Linked DNA regions of Homo sapiens: region 1 is linked to region 2. Evidence: chromatin loops called from intact Hi-C (ENCODE). Cell type or tissue: adrenal gland. All regions are shown on one strand. Links, peaks and the distances in the headings refer to the core of each region. The heading gives the core; the rest is flanking DNA.

Region 1 (2,909 bases), core at 227-2,726, 63 kb after region 2:
GAGGCAGGCGGATCACGAGGTCAGGAGTTCAAGACCATCCTGGCTAACACGGTGAAACCCCGTCTCTACTAAAAATACAAAAAATTAGCCGGGCACGGTGGTGGGTGCCTGTAGTCCCAGCTACTCGGGAGGCTGAGGCAGGAGAATGGCACGAACCTGGGAGGCGAAGCTTGCAGTGAGCTGAGATCACGCCACTGCACTCCAGCCTGGGCGACAGAGCGAGACTCCGTCTCAAAAAAAAAAAAAAGAACTTGACATCAAACATGGGTGAGGGTCACTACTTCGGAGAGTCTTGGGCCAGAGATTGACAATCTGGGCTCAAGTAGAAGACAGGTCCCCATGGACAGAACTGAGAGGCAATTGTGGCATGGGCTCCAGACACCAAGCACTGGCGTTGGACACCTCTCTTTGACAGAACCGAGGGGGAAAAGTTGTAGCCTGAGAGGCATGGATTTTACCCAGGAGGCAAGATCTGTGGCCTGGGGTAGTTGAGTGGTCTGACATCAAACCGCATGTGATTTGACGGTCTGAAATTGCTTCCAGCATTGGGCCACAGGGAGGAGCTCTGCTGGGTTGGGAGCATTAGATTAAAGTGAGTCCCACTGTCATTTTCTAGGCTTGGAACCCAACGTGCCCCTCTGGGGAACTCTGCTGTAACTTTGGCATAATAGTCATTGCCCTACTCAGTGCTTGAGTGTCTCTCCAGGGACCTGAGAACCACACATGTAGCCTCTGTGGGGACGGAGCCTGTGCCTAGCATTGGGCCTGAGTACAGGCTTGCCTGGACCAGCCACACTTACCTTCATTTCCCTGCGTTGGAGGCAGAGTACTGATCAAGACCACTGAGTTTTCCACAACCCAACCCATCACTTAGGATACCTGAATGCTTCTGGTTAACAAAGGTCAAGCATAAAGCCCACTGCCAGCGCTACAACTGGCTCTCACCAGCAATTGCCACCTACTGGCCTGGAGGTCAAACCATACAGCACATTACAACGTCTCCTGAAACAAGTGACAGTGATTGGGGAAGAGACAAGTTTCACACAAACTCTGCCACCACCATTGCCCACGCCACCCCAGCTACACCTCTCCTTTGCAGAACCGCTTGAGGAAAGGCTAAACCTTTCTGCAAAGGAGAGGTGTCTAATTCCAGTGCTCGGGGTCTGGAGCCCATGCCACACTTGCCCCTCAGTTCTGTCTGTGGGGACCTGTCCCCTACTTGAGACCAGATTGCCAAGGAGGAGGCCTTAAGTTAACTTGCCTGCTCTGTCACCTACCTGAGCCTGGGAAGGTTGAGGCTGCAGTGATCCAAGATCGTGCCACTGCACTCCACCCTGGGTGACAAAGTGAGACCCTGTCTCAAAAAACAAAAACAAAAAAACTGCTCTGACCTTTTCAAAAGTATCAAGGTCAAGAACAAAGATAAACAAAGGCACCACGCAGTGGAGTAAGAGCCTGTCTATTGCCTATTGCTCTCAAGCGCCATCTACTGGATTACAGCCACACTACAACACCAAAAATCACTTTACTAAATTCTACCGCCTGGAAAACCAAGAGCAAGAATTCAGCAAAGACCCTGTACAGAGCCTTAGTCCCCTGAAAACTTCCAGAAATAAAGCCAACAGACTATACTCAATTTATACCCTTGCAATGAAAGGAATAGCAACCCTCCCAGATGAGAAAAAAAATCAGGGAAATAACTCCTATTATCTCCAAACCAGTCCACGAGCTCCCCAGAAATTGTTCTTAATCAGTATGAATTGTCTGAAATGACAAACGTAGAATTTGGAATCTGGATGGCAAGGAAGGTCATTCAAATCAAGAGCAAAGTTGAAATTCAATCCAAGGAAGCCAAGCAATCCAGTAAAATGATTAATGACATGAACGATTAAATTTTAAGAAACACCCAAACTGAACTTCTCGAGCTGAAAAATTCATGACACGAATTTCATAATACGATGAGAAGCATTAACAGCAGAATAGACCAAGCTGAGGAAAAGAATTTCAAAGCTTGAAGACTTGTTTGAATCAAATCAGTCAAATATAAGGAAAAAATATTTTTAAAAGTGAACAAAATCTCTGAGAAATATGATATTATCTAAAGACACCAAATGTATGACTTGTCAGCATTCCTGAAAGGGGAAGAGAGAATAAGCAACTTGGAAAATATATTTGAGGATATAGTCCATGAATATTTTCCTAAACTCGCTAGAGAGTTTGACACACAAATCCAAGAAACATAGAGACGCCCAGCCAGATAACGGTCTAGATTTGAGGGTATGGTGAAAAAGATGCTTAGAAAATGTCAGAAGTGAGACACAATGGCTCATTTGCTTGTGTCTTGCATTCTCCACCTTGCAATTCTGTACTGATGGCTGTACTATCAGCAGGATCCACTCGTTATTATATTCACTATCAACCTTCAGCCTAAGGGTTTTGGCAGCCATTGATGTTTATTGCTTGTATACTCAACGCACAGGTTATCCAAGCTTTGCAGGGTTAACTATTATTATGCAAAAACTCTACAGCTATTCTTAGGCAAAAACATTACTATAGCTATTACTATACTTATTATTATGTAGAAACATTCTACAGAAAAGAATGTTTCCTGTGTAACACTTCAGATAAACAAAAGAGATCTTGCTTCTTGCCTTCATTTCCACGTTTTTGATGTGGAGATTTTGTTCTTTTCCCATTCCTCATATTTGAGGGGTTTTTTGTTTTTTAATTTTGTTTTTAACAGTAGTAAACTGATAGGCTTTGAACATATTCATTAGTTTTAATACACTACCTATATTATTTGATTCTATAAATATTCCACATTTTGCCATTGGGAACTTTTCATGATAGACTTTATGTTCAGGTAACATGAATCTGATGGTATGTGGTGATGTCTTTGCTTTCTTGCA
Region 2 (2,909 bases), core at 312-2,811:
ATCCTTCCTCATTCTTAGGAAAGGAATCATGCTTCTGGAGGTTGCCCTGTGGCCCTGTAATCACGTCCAAATATACGTGATTGGTAAACGTGAAATCATTAAGATGAGTTCCATGAAAAATAAGAAAACAGCAAGAAATAAAGTCAGAACTCAAAAGTGTTTTTTGTTTTGTTTTGTTTTGTTTTTGAGATGGAGTCTCGCTCCATCGCCCAGGCTGGAGTGCAGTGGCACGATCTCGGCTCACTGCAACCTCCACCTCGCGGGTTCAAGGAATTCTCCTGCCTTAGCCTCCCGAGTAGCTGGGACTACAGGCGCCAGCCACCACGCCCGGCTAATTTTTGTATTTTTAGTAGGGACAGGGTTTCACCTTGTTGGTAAGGCTGGTCTCGAACTCACCTCAGGTGATCCACCTGCCTCGGCCTTCCGAAGTGCTGGGATGACAGGCGTGAGCCACCGCGCCCGGCCCAAAAGTGTTTTATAAGGGTTGTTGGGATGACATTGTTAATTTCTACAATGTGCTCCAGTCTGAAGGACTGCAGACTGTGGATGGGGAGCTCAAGTTCAAAGGCCACCTTCTTCCCTTCCTAGCGGAGGATCTTTGGGCAAGCTGCTTAACTTTGCTGTGACGCTGTTTCTGCGTTGGTAAGAGGAGTAGCAATAGTATCCAACGTGAGTGTTTTAGGGGTCGTGAGATGAGTCAGTGCATGCCCAGTGCTTTGAACTGTATCTTGACAAAGCGAGAGCTTCATAGCCACTGTTATTGTGGTATCTCGTCTTTGAGCCACCACCTTTCCATCTGTAAAACAGACTTGGGGTGCTCCATCTCTCCAGTCTTGAAAGGTTCTTTGCAGTAGTTTGCAGTGTAGCAGGTCGTGCTGGGGCCCGAGAGGACTCCAAAGCAGTTCTTGTCCTGGAAAGTCTCAGCTTCCGGGGGCGCTGAGACGCCAGCTGCTGTTATGGCAGCTGAGTCCTGTACGGCACAGAGACACGGGACTGAACGTGAAGGCTGGAGAAGGGGGAGAAACTTGGAGGAGGGAAACTTGCTGCAGAGAAAATTTGGAAAGGTGGGGAGAGAGGAAGGCGTTGCCCGGGGGCACTGGGAGTCTGGGGAAGCCGTGGCATCCAGGTGGAGACGTTCAACAGGCAGCGAGAGTTTCGCCCGCAAGCAGGGAGGAGGGAGCTCACTTTTGTTTCTGAACCGGGGAGGCCGGGTTCTGTGCTGGGAGTTTACTCTGCACGGCTGCAGTTACTGCTGCACGGGAGTTACTGCTGCACGGGAGTTACTGCTGCACGGCTTTACTCCTCCCAGAGCCAGCGTCCTCGTCTATATATAAAACAGAGGTGAACATAGGAACCCTCTACAGGATCCTCGTGGGGATTAAATGAGGCTCGCAGATGGAAGCTGTTGCCTGCTGCGGAGCCTCTTCCTGCAGACGCAGATGTGGGTGTGGATAACACAGATCTGGGCGCAGATCTGCAGGGGCAGGTGCATCCGCCCCTCCCTGCGAGGATGGGAGCCCAGCCTTGCGCCGTGACTCCCAGGAGGGGAGGTTTTCTTCTAGGTACGGAGGCTCTTCTAGGGCTGGACACAGGCATCAGCCCGCAAGTTGCTGCTACTTAGGATGAGAGCAATGTGGGAACTGGCGCCCACAATCGACTTCTGTGAAGAAAAAAACAGGAACTTGAACTTGGGTGAAAAGTTGAGCGTCGTGGAATGCCTGGGAAAATAATTTTTAAAAAATTTAATACAGATAAAGGCAGAATAGCCACTACACACACCCTAGGTGCTGAGGCTCACGGGGCACACCTATGGGAGTCTCCCGGACCCCCAAACCTATAGAAGCTCTCTGCAGACACTTGCAATTACAAAAAAAAAAAAACCTTACTCTATCGAGGAATAATTGACATATAAAAAGCAGTATGTATTTAACATATACGACTTGATGAGTTTGGAGATGAGTATGCCCTGTGTGTCAACACCACAGTTTACGACATAAACCCATCCACCACCTCTCACAGGTTCCTCCCGTCTATTTGTATATTATTATTGTTTGATACTATTTTTATGGCCACATATCAATTTGTGATGATAAGAGCACTTAACAAAAGATCTATCTTCTCAGCAAATGTGTAAGCACACAATACTGTATTGTTACCTGCTGGCACTACACCGCACAGGAGGCTCTGAGACCTCCTCATCTTGCATGACTGAAACTCTAGGGAGAAAATCTGAAGGGGTCAGTCACAGAAGGAGGTCTTGACACCTTATCTGTTTCCACCTAAGCCTGTACTCCCAGCTCCTCATAGGTGGCCATTTTATTTTATCTTCTTAAACAAAAATAATTTTGTTTTTCCTAGTTACGACTGACACATGCTTAATGTAAAAAAATTCGGCCAGCACGGTGGCTCACCCCTATAATCCCAGCACTTTGGGAGGCTGAGGTGGGCAGATCGCCTGAGGTCGGGAGTTTGAGACCAGCCTGACCAACATGGGGAAACCCTGTCTCTACTAAAAATACAAAATTAGCTGGGCGTGGTGGCGTATGCCTCTAATCCCAGCTACTCAGGAGGCTGAGGCAGGAGAATCACTTGAACCCGGCAGGCGGAGGTGGTGGCGAGCCGAGATTGCACCATTGCACTCCAGCCTGGGCAACAAGAGTGAAACTCCATCTCAAAAAAAAAAAAAAATTCACCCAGGCATGGTGGCTCACACCTGTAATCCAAGCATTTTGGGAGACAGAGGCAGGCGGATCGCTTGAGCCCAGGAGTTAGATACAAAATACAAAAATTAGCCGGGTGTGCGTGGCACGCTTCTGAAGTCCCAGCTACTCGGGAGGCTGAGTTGGGAGGTTGACCTGAGCCCTGCGAGGTTGAGAGTGCAGTGAGCTACGATCGCGTCCTGCACTTCA

Evidence for each region. Hi-C counts contacts between places; a loop is a spot of excess contacts. Peaks named below come from ENCODE experiments on the same cell type or tissue, not always from the same donor. Only the 100,000 strongest peaks of a DNase experiment are listed, where the experiment ranks them.
Region 1: it touches region 2 in a loop (3-fold over the local background); 50 of 110 quality-filtered maps call a loop at or near these places.

Annotation. Positions count from the first base shown.
Region 1 is chr19:54,323,875-54,326,783 of GRCh38, reverse strand. No RefSeq gene overlaps it. Among named protein-coding and RNA genes, the nearest start is that of LILRA5, 12 kb to the right of the region's middle. RefSeq lists a silencer at 1,313-1,607. In adrenal gland, for the core only: a CTCF peak has its summit at 1,503 (motif pointing left); no DNase peak of the experiment used is centred there; H3K27me3 peaks cover 523 bases.
Region 2 is chr19:54,386,794-54,389,702 of GRCh38, reverse strand. No RefSeq gene overlaps it. Among named protein-coding and RNA genes, the nearest start is that of LAIR1, 23 kb to the right of the region's middle. In adrenal gland, for the core only: no CTCF peak of the experiment used is centred there; a DNase peak (open chromatin) is centred at 1,531; H3K4me3 peaks cover 845 bases; H3K27ac peaks cover 1,316 bases; H3K27me3 peaks cover 1,186 bases.